Linked DNA regions of Mus musculus: region 2 is linked to region 1. Evidence: chromatin loops called from intact Hi-C (ENCODE). Cell type or tissue: gastrocnemius. All regions are shown on one strand. Each heading gives the region's core, and the rest is flanking DNA. Links, peaks and the distances in the headings are about the cores only.

What was found. Hi-C counts contacts between places; a loop is a spot of excess contacts. Peaks named below come from ENCODE experiments on the same cell type or tissue, not always from the same donor. Only the 100,000 strongest peaks of a DNase experiment are listed, where the experiment ranks them.
Region 2: it touches region 1 in a loop (2.3-fold over the local background); 5 of 42 quality-filtered maps call a loop at or near these places.

Annotation. Positions count from the first base shown.
Region 1 is chr8:68,975,135-68,980,519 of GRCm38, forward strand. The region is part of intron 2 of Gm33103 (a long non-coding RNA gene); the gene reads right to left. Among named protein-coding and RNA genes, the nearest start is that of Gm33052, 16 kb to the right of the region's middle. In gastrocnemius, for the core only: no CTCF peak of the experiment used is centred there; no DNase peak of the experiment used is centred there; H3K27ac peaks cover 2,794 bases.
Region 2 is chr8:68,905,155-68,910,484 of GRCm38, forward strand. Lpl (lipoprotein lipase) reads left to right here. Exons shown (of 10, transcript NM_008509.2): 10 at 1-1,778. Among named protein-coding and RNA genes, the nearest start is that of Lpl, 27 kb to the left of the region's middle. In gastrocnemius, for the core only: no CTCF peak of the experiment used is centred there; no DNase peak of the experiment used is centred there; H3K27ac peaks cover 3,137 bases.

The sequences.
Region 1 (5,385 bases), core at 218-5,217:
AATCATATATCTTCTAATACTGAAACCCTCAAGTTCCCAAACCTGTTTTAGAAAGCTCTTAAGATGTGGACACTTTGCTCCTTCTTAGAATTGGGAACAAAACACCCATGGAAGGAGTTACAGAGACAAAGATTGGAGCTGAGACGAAAGGATGGACCATCTAAAGACTGCCATCCCGGGGATCCATCCCATAATCAGCCCCCAAACGCTGACACCATTGCACACACTAGCAAGATGTTGCTGAAAGGACCCTGATATAGCTGTCTCTTGCGAGGTTATGCCGGGGCCTAGCAAACAACATAAGTGAAGGCTCACAGTCAGCTATTGGATGGATCACAGGGTCCCCAATGGAGGAGCTAGAGAAAGTACCCAAGGAGCTAAAGGGGTCTGCAACCCTATAGGTGGAACAACAATATGAACTAACCAGTACCCCCTGGAGCTCGTGTCTCTAGCTGCATATGTAGCAGAAAATGGCCTAGTCGGCCATCAGTGGAAAGAGAGGCCCATTGGTCTTGCAAACTTTATATGCCTCAGTACAGGGGAATGCCAGGGCCAAGAAGTGGGAGTGGGAGGGGGGAGGGGGGGAAGAGGGTTTGGGGGACTTATGGGGTAGCATTGGAAATCTAAATGAAGAAAATACCTAATTAATAAAAAAAAAAGTTCATCCCCCTCCCCCCAAAAAAGAAAGCCCTTAAGAGAGTATTGTTTTGGTTCTGAATCCAAAATGAGCAAGAGTGAGTCAGACCCTATATTCCCACACACTTGTTCACCTTGTCACCAAACACAAAACAGACACCAGACTCTTGAGTCCAGCCAAATACTGCGGCAGGAAGCTTCTCACATGTTTCCCAACAAGGATTCCATGCCAGTTTCTAAAAATACAAACCATTTTAGGCCAAGTAACCTTGGAGACCTCATAGTCTGAGAAACTTAGACTTCAATAGCTCTAATCCCTCTGAACTCCTGAAACTGTCCAGCTACGAAGGGATGGTTTTAATCATGAACATTCATTTGTTTACAGTTTGAAGACTTGATGAACCTGAATAATTAGGGTTAGTTTCAAAATGTGATTAAAATAGTAAACTAGAGATTAGTATACTTCATAATCAAGATGTGATGAATTAGAAATTTCCAACAATCCCAAATGGTTGCAAAAAACAATGGGAAATTAACCAGCACCTTGAGCAAGTATGGAAGTACAAGCAATATGCTGTGCTGAGTCGTTGTCTAAAATTGATACTGAGTAGTCCTAAGACTCCGATGAAATTGCCAGCGTTAGGCTATCATGTTGCCAGGATCTTAGGAATAAGCTAAAATGTCTGTACATTATATTGAGACAATGCAAACCTACTAAAGTGATTTTTTTTCTGTCTTGTCAGAGTTTAGAACTTTTACCCTCTGGTTCCCATTCAAGTGTTCTTCATTACATTAACATTATACATTAATGTATAATTTAATGTATACATTAACAGTATATATTAAACATTTGTCTGGTCTGTGGTATTCTATTGGTGACAAACCTCTATTTATGAAGAAGTTCTTTATTTGGTCCATGGTTTTTCAGTGGCCCCATAACTCAAAAGGAAGATCATCTGTTTGATTGGGTTGATAAATGCCTCAGTGATTAGCAAAGCACATTTCTGGGTGCCTTCCAGAGTTTCCACTGATAATTAGATAATTAGAGATCTAACATAATGAACAATACATAATAATGGATTCAAGTAGTCAATACACTCTTGAGAGCTGGTAGAACTACATACAAAATAAAAAATAAGTAAGTTACAAATGAAATAAAATGAACAAATCTGTTAGCAGTTGCTGAGACCAGCAAAATTGTTGGTGACTGTTATAGCTATTCTTGATTGTCAACCTCACTACAATCTAGAAATGAAGAGCACACCAGTGAGAGATTTTTTTCCTTGGTTTGAAGTGGGTAGATCCATTTCTAGTCTGGACTTAGGAGGCAGGAAGATACCTGCCTTTAATCTGGATCTTGAGGAAGGAGGACACACCTTTAATCTGTGCAACACATTCTACTGAAAGCCTACATAAGGACATGAAAGCCTATGTCTAAGGACATAGAAGGAGTAAGCTTTCTGCTCTTTGCCTGCTTGCTCTCACCTTGCTAGCAAGTCAATTTCTTCACTAGCGTTAGAAAACTCAGGAGCTGGGAGGTAGTGCCTGGGAAAGCCCATGATTGTGGTCACCCTTCCGTAATTTGCAGTAAGTACAGGGGACACAATGCTCCCTGAGAAAGCAGCTGTTTTCCTCCCTACTATAGTCTGACTAGCACAAGGAAAGATTATGTAAGAGGAAATGTGCTTTATCTATAACTGAGTTTATTAGTTTAGCAGATCTGTTGTTTAATAGACAACCATCCCGAAGACTCTATTTATCATACTGCCCCACGATCAGTGATCTGTTGAAACACTACTGAAGACCCTAAAAGACATCATACAGAAATACTTTGCAGCCCACAGTTTTGGAGGATTTGGTATAAGCATAAGAATCAAAGACCAGTGTTCACTGCCTGAGTCTATGAACCGACTTCCTTGAAGCTACACAGAGTGTGACCCTGGAGGCATCATGGACAGTAACATGACTCCCAGGCAAGTTATATTTTATGTAGGGGATGCCAAAAGTCAAAACTGGAAGATGGAATTTTGCCATTGAGGTCACAGGTCAAAAGAGGAGCTAGAAACAAATAAGGAAAATGGTAATAATGAAAGTACCTTGACCTTGCTGAATGCCAGGAGGAACTATTCACACAACACACTGTATAAATGATGCCCAGTTGAGCTGAGATGTGTATAACCAATACTCCTTTAGATAGTAAAATAAAATTGTTAAATGATAGAATCTTGTACAAAAGGATGGAAGATGTGCTGGTTCAAACTTGTCTTCCTTTTAGCTCATGTTTCTGAAACTATATCATCCATCTCCCATCTATAGGGTACCTGTTAAAAAAGAGTGAGTTCCATATTACAGTAGAAGTCCTGTATTAGCACTGCCTAATTCCTTCCTCCACATTAGAATACCAGCCCACAGTACTCTTATATTTCCCAGCCTCCATAACTGTCAGTTAAACAAACCTGTGTCTTTTATAAGTTACCCAGTCTGTGATGTTTAGTGATAATAAAATAAAATACACTGAGACATGAGGTAATTGCTAAGAATAAGGTTAGCATTTTTCTCTTTTAGTAGTTTCTTTGTTTTATTCATTATTTACTTTTTTTTATTACTGGATGATATGTGTTTGCATGGGCATGAATATGCCACAATGCATGTGTGGGAGTCAGTTCTCTCTTTCCACCTTTATACGGGCTTCAGGGATAATACTCAGGTTGTCAGGATGGAGCTACAAATGCCTTTACCAGCTGAGACAGTTTGCCTGCCTCAGCTCTGCACTTCAAAACCACGTAAAATACCTTAGAATATAGTAAAGAGTAAAATTCCCTGTCTCACAGGATAGGATGCATTAGGTCCAGGGCATGATTGGACACCATGGGCAATACTGATTCCTGCACATGTCAGAAGTGATGTGTGATGCTGCTGTTATGATGGGGCAGCATCCCAAGCCCTGCATGTTCTCCACAGCGACAAAAGCACCTTCTTTCCCCACCTCACTTACCTCCTCCTCCCTCTTCCTTCTCTCAGGTCTAGTCTAGCCACAGTGGCCCCTCACTCTTTCTGCAGCACTTTATTCCATTACTAGGATTCTTAGAGCCAGAGACTGGGTGCTGGTAGTCTAATAAGCCAGGTTCAGGCATCCATTTTCAGTAGGTCAATTTAAAGAAACAAAGAATAGTGGGAAGCAGAAAAGGGGTATTTATCCAATGCAGCCACATTGGGAAGAGGGGCAAAGTGGTCCAGCATACCTTTTAAATCCATCACACACAACCTGGATATCTCTCAACCAAAGAATGGATAAATAAAATGTGCTGTGCTCACACAGAGGAGGTTTACTTGGCTGATAAAAACAAGGATCCTAGCCGGGCGGTGGTGGCACATGCCTTTAATCCCAGCACTCGAGAGGCAGAGGCAGGCAGATTTCTGAGTTCGATGCCAGCTTGGTCTACAGAGTGAGTTCCAGGACAGCCAGGGCTACACAGAGAAACCCTGTCTCAAAAAAAAAAAAAAATATATATATATATATATATATATATATATATATATATATATATATATATATACAAGGATCCTGATAATAGAAGGTTTAGGTTTAAAAAGAAGGCAAGATGTATGCAAAACTGAGTCTCCAGTTGTGGTTCTGCGCACCACTGTCTCAGCTCCAGTCTCTCCTGCTTGTAGTCTGACAAGTTGTTAGAACTTTGTGACATCTCTTTCCAAGGGTCAACATTTCCTTCTGGCTGGAAGCAGGGTTCAATCTTTACCTTCTCCCAGCATGTGATTCCTAGGGAGACTTCAATTTCTTGGGTTCCATGATCTCAAAACTCTGATACTCAAGGGGAGGATACAAGCATCTCCGGAGAAAACCTTCATTCCTGCCAGAAGAGTTCTACTCCCTGCCCAGTCCTATGCTTTAGCCAATATGCTTCCCTCTGCTTACTGCTCTCCTGTAGTCAGTCAACTTACCTGTCTCCCTTTCCTCCTCTATTTTATTCAAAGTCAGAAACTCAGTGAAACTTGTTGTAACACATGCTGTTTAAAGCTGCCCACTTCCTAACCTCCCTAGTCATACATCCTATTATCTTTTTACCTTAATTTATTTGCAGTTATGCTTATATCCCTTCCTCTACCAATGTTAGGAATATATGTGTTTGTTTGTTTGTTTGTTTGTTTTTATTCTAATAAAAGAATAACATCCAGGAAGTGAGTAGGCACTTGGGAAGTGTCAGAAGCATGTAAGAGAAGATCTGCGAAGACACAAACCCACCTCCTTTTGCAATTCAGGTGAAATGGCCGCACTTAGCAAAATATCTGGTCAGCACTTTGCTATCAACCCACTTGACTTTTGCTCCATTTTCTTTGGAGACTGCAAGGTATTTTATTAACATCTTAGTATGTGCACATTAGCTGTTGCCCAGGAAAGACTATCAGGAGAAGCAAAGTCAGATATTTGTGTTGCTGACCTACCAGTGAAAGAAAACACATCTGGAAAGAGTGGAGTCAGACAGGCTAGCTGTGGTTGTGCAGGGGAGATAAAGCATCAGAGAGATTCCCTCTCATATATAGAGAGCATCTATTCCCAACACCGGGAGTTACTGGGACATTAGTGGAACCCAGGCACACAGGAACTCTGCCCGACCAGTGGCTTGGGTTCCTTCCAGTCTGTCTGGGCTGGTGCCTGAGCAGACCTTGGGTGCAAACTCTGAGGCCAGTCCCACAACACCCAGAGGAAGCTCCATTCTCAGGTGCTCTGAC
Region 2 (5,330 bases), core at 1-5,000, 70 kb before region 1:
CTTAATAGACTTGAATTTTTATGACTTAATCCTTCTATCTTTTAAATATTTGTCAGATATTTTAACATTGTTCTCTGGAGCTTGTAAGCTGGGCAATGGTGGCACTCACCTTTAATCCCAGCACTTGGCAGGCAGAGGCAGGAGGATTTCTGAGTTCAAGGCCAGCCTGGTTTACAGAGTGAGTTCCAGGACGTCCAGAGCTACACAGAGAAACCCTGTCTTGGGAAAAAAAAAAGAAGAAGAAGGAGAAGAAGAAGAGGGAGGGAGGGAGGGAGGGAGGGAGGGAGGGAGGGAGGGAGGGAGGGAGGGAGGGAGGGAGGGAGGGAGAAGGAAGGAAGGAAGGAAGGAAGGAAGGAAGGAAGGAAGGAAGGAAGGAAGGAAGGAAGGAAGGAAGGAAAGAAAGAAAGAAAGAAAGAAAGAAAGAAAGAAAGAAAGAAAGAAAGAAAGAAAGAAAGAAAGAAAGAAAGAAAGAAAGAAAGAAAGAAAGAAAGAAAGAAAGAAAGAAAATGAGCTTGTAATTGAGGTGACACATAAATTTTGCTGAAAGACAAAAATGCCTAGGTTGATTTTACTTCTTCTCTTTTTTGCTTTCTTGAAAAAAGTCACAATTGTCCCATGCTGTAACCAAGTCTGGCCTCGAACTAAACTATGTATTTCAGGCTGGCCTTGAACTCTCAACCATCCTGCCTTAGCTTCCTGTGTCCTGGGAGCTTGAGAACTGTAATTTTATTATCAGATTTTTCTTACTTGTTTTCATCAATTTGAAATGCCCAATATCCAATACTTTGTATTTCATTTGAGACTCATCTCCGCCATGCCTCTGTCACACTTCTAACACATCACATTAATTTCTAGTTTAGATGTGATCAAGTTCAAATTCTGCACTGTGCAAAGTACAAGTTTTAGAGCAGGACCATTTTTTTTTATCACATAAAAGTTGAAATTACTAGAAAATGTGCATATGGATGCTTGTAAACTGCTGTGCAAAGAGAAGAGCCCTCAACTGTAATAGCTATAGAAAGTACCAGGATTGTTGCCGCTGTTTTGTTTTACCTTAACAACAACAACAACAAAAATCAATAATGAAGAATTATTTATGAACGAGATCTCACATTTTCAGATTGCTTTTATTATTCATTAATGTAAAATGATAAAGAAGATCTATCTCAGAGGCTATAGCTGGGAGCAGAAACTGTGAAATTTGTGGGTATCTGAACACCAACCCACATGCAAAGCCCCACAAGTGTAGTCGTCATTCAATGTGATTCAGAAAGGAAAGAGTCAAGGGATATACTGGAATATGTTAGAGAAGTAGTTCCAGATATGCTGGAATGTTAGCCCTTGCTAGGAGAAAGCTGGTTGTGCCTATGTAATATAGGACAAAGGTGACCGATTTCATCAAGTTTGGAGTCAATTCTAACAATAAAAATATGTATAATTTGTCACCGGCATCCCCATTATTGCTAATTCATTACAGTATATACACATCCATGCATACATATGTCAATGATGCTTTAGCTTTCAATTTATTTATTAGCTGTAAATAATGTGTGGGTATGTAAGAATGCTTGTAAACACTGGAAAGTCTGTTGTGGTTATCTGCAGTATAGATTTGTGGTGCTAACTTTGTGTCCGTCTCCATCCATGATTGTCTGTCTCACTGAGCCAACTTAACTCTGATGAAACAGTACAATGAAATAGGCTTTTGAAAGAAGAAAACTCACCTGTGTGAAGAAATGGTATCTGCTTTCAATAAAACTGAGAACATTTTATCATGATACTAAGTCATCATTTTGTATCATTTAGCCCTTTCTAAAGAAGAAATTAGATTTATTCTTAGGCCAGATTCAGACAACAAATTTTGACTGAATAACCACTAAAACATAGAAGTAAAATAAGTTTCCCATTAGATGTCTGCCTGACCAGCTAAGGAAATCAAATGGATCAATGTAATCTCAGCTCCTCTGCTCTGTGACAGTGCATATGTCCAGACTTCCCAATAAGCTACTGCTACACTTTGGGTACCAACAAGTTTATTACATCTCCCATCTTTTTTTTTTTTTCTCACAATACTCTAGATGGGACACCGCATCTGGAGACTAAGCATATATGCACATACACAGAACAACGGGACCAGGACCAGAGCAGAAATCAGTTTCCACAGTTGCTCCAATGACTGCTGACCCTTGGTGTCAATACCCGAATATGTGTAGTCTCTCCCTCATAGATATATGTGACCAAGAGCATGCTGAATAAGTTATAGCATATTGTTCTAAAAACTCAGGTTATTGTAGACTTCACCTTCCACTGGGGTCCCTCTTTCATGCTGACTCTGTCTTGGGGCACTCACCTGGAGGAATTCACGTTAATAAAACTCTAGAGAGGACCATGCGATACCAACTGCAGCTAAGACCATTCAGAGCCCAAAACTGGAACTCTGAGCATATGAGTAATTTGAGCTAGCTCCCTTACATCTAGTCAAGCTCCAAGGGCATAAATGAAAGATACATAGTTTGCTTTATCTTACTAATTTACTCCGTGTAAGTAAAACATTTATAAGTCCAGGTTTTGAAAGAACCAAGGAAGGTTAGTTACTCCTGTACTGAATTATCTGCAGGGTGGGTTTAATTTCCAATACTTTCTTTCCCTTTCTTTCTTTTCTTGTTAATATAGAACATAGAATTTATTACAGAGTAAAGTAGAATAGTCTCAAGGGGTCAGAGTAGACAATAGCCAAAGCTACCATGTTGTGTTAGAGACTAATGCACATACACAGAACAACGGATAAATGTAAAGCTACCATGTTGTGTTAGAGACTAATGCACATACACAGAACAACGGATAAATGTGTGCTTACTCCAGATAGGAACTGACAACAGAACAAATTAGTGCTATGACTGAGTTTAGTGTCGTTACTTACAGAAATATGAGTGAGGGCTTACTTACACAAGCTTCATAACTGAAAGAACACTCTAATGCACGTGACAACTCATCAAAGCTGCAGCCCTGGGACTCTCTGAGTGACTTGCTGACAGCTCACCAGGTGGGAGAGTCTGTTTCCTCCTCAGTCCTTGCTACATATATCAACAGTGGGGAGCAAGGGGCCTTGCAACTCCACTAAGGTTCAGGGTAGTCTTGATAGCTATAAGGTACTTCCTGAATCTGAAGAAGTCTTTCTTTAGAGTGTCCCAAGTCCTACCTAGCATTCCTCCAGGATGAAATGTCCTGTTTCAAAGGGAATTGGTACACAACAGATTGCCCATATATTGCTGTTTTTACCTATTAATACTACACTTTTCCACAGGATAGGATTGTTTATGCAGACATTCTTCAACCAAATGAGATCTGCAGCTAAGAATAGCCAACTGAGTTATATAACATTGCCATCCAGAAAATTGGTTCAGCACACAAACTCTCATGAAATTCTTGTGGTTTGTGAATTTCATGACTATTAGTTGGCCCACTTCCCCCTGCACTTCCAGTAGCATAACTGCAAGTTGTTGGGTGGTCTGCTTTTTCTAGCTTTGAGGACCTGTAGTCAAGTGTCCTTCAGCACAGGGACTAAAGAGGTAAGGTGGAACCTTCCTGGAATATACAAAGGTCTAGCTGAAGAGACAGAAAAAGCCAGCTGGCATTGTGTCCCAAGTCCTAGCCAAGCTTACTGAATGCCTCTCCAGTCATTACACTGTGTGTGATAAATAAGCTGTCACTAGGCCTAGATGACTCAGCAATTGGGACATTCTAGAGGAAGAGAATTGAACTCTCTCCCTAGAAGCCTGGAGGATATGGCACAGGAAAGGGAGCAGCAGAAAGAGGTTACCTTCAAGCTCACTGCACTGAAGATGAGTTTCTTTTGAGATGCACATGTTTGCACATAACTCCACAGGATAGCCACTGTGCATCCATATAAACCATAGCTTGTGCCCCCTTGCCAAACCTGATGGAGAACCCTGAGTCCTGCACCAATCTCTAGTCCAGACATCTTCCTAGGATCCATAAGTCTTTATTGTTTGATTCCATAGCTATACCTTCTCCCACACACTTTAAAAATGTTGTTGGCTGTCTGTTATTTTTCTTTTTCTTCCTTCTCCCCACTTGGTGTGGTTGATCAAACTTGAGGTCTTGTATATGATGCTAGAAAAATATCTGCCCTTCTACAGTGCTCCTTTTTTATTTCAGATCTTTTATTTTTGTTTTGGAGTAGGCCAGTCTGTTGGTCCTCAAATCCATGGTCCTCATCTCTCTTTCCTTTGAATTGAGATTGCAAGTAAGTATCACCATGTGCAGACTTTCCCATTCTTTATCACAGAGCTACACCACCAGTCTTATGGAATTATTTTGATTCCTTCTTGCCTTAAACTAATTTGAATGTGGTCTTATAAAATCTCTACTGAACTCTTAAGACACTACTTAGAAACTACTAATTCACTAATGTTCTAGACAAGAAATTTTATTTTGCTCATTAGATCTTTTTGGAGTTCAGGGTTATAACCAATAAGTTACTCCTGACCCACACTTCAGGGAATCCTTAAGCTGCCTATTTATCCCACCAGCACTGGACCTGCAGGCTGGATGTTAGAAATGAAGTAACTGTCTGGTTGTCCTCATTGCCACTCTACAAACTTCATGTGGCTGTCTTATACTATTTCATTCCAATCAGGAATACTTGAACTTGGCATTGTACATGCTTTCCCACAGCAGAGTTCCAATGGGGGGAAAAAAGTTCTCCATTTGATATCCTCAGTCTTCTTATCAGAGATTAGGTTACAGTAAAGCTGAGTGGGAAGCCCCACAGGCTTACGAATAAAGGTTATGTATAGAAAGAGCCACTCAAGCATGAAACACAACTCCCCCCCAGGTATAACTTTTGCTTTTTGGAACAAGCAAAAATAAGCAAAGAGATGGGCAAGAAAATAAAGATGTGGTCAGAACAGGTTTACACACTCACGTTGGTTTTAGGACACAGACATGCGAATAACTGGCAGCTTGAAGGCTGCTAGAAGCGCTAAATGAGAGGTTGGGGTGGTGGCTCAATAAAGTGCCTCTGGTGCATGCAAAAAGACCTGTGTGGATACCCAATCCAGCATTCTTAAAGCATGTGGTAAGTGGAATACATAGAGACTCTCATGCCAGCCAGCCTGAAGGATGAAGGTAAGAACCAGCACCCAGTTGTCTTCTGACCCACATATGCATACAGCAGCAGGAGTGCACTTGAACTCACAGACAGCAACACACAGTCCTAAACTCTCTCTCTCTCTCTCTCTCTCTCTCTCTCTCTCTCTCTCTCTCTCTCTCTCTCTCTCTCTCATTAAGAAGAGAAATGCAGTTGA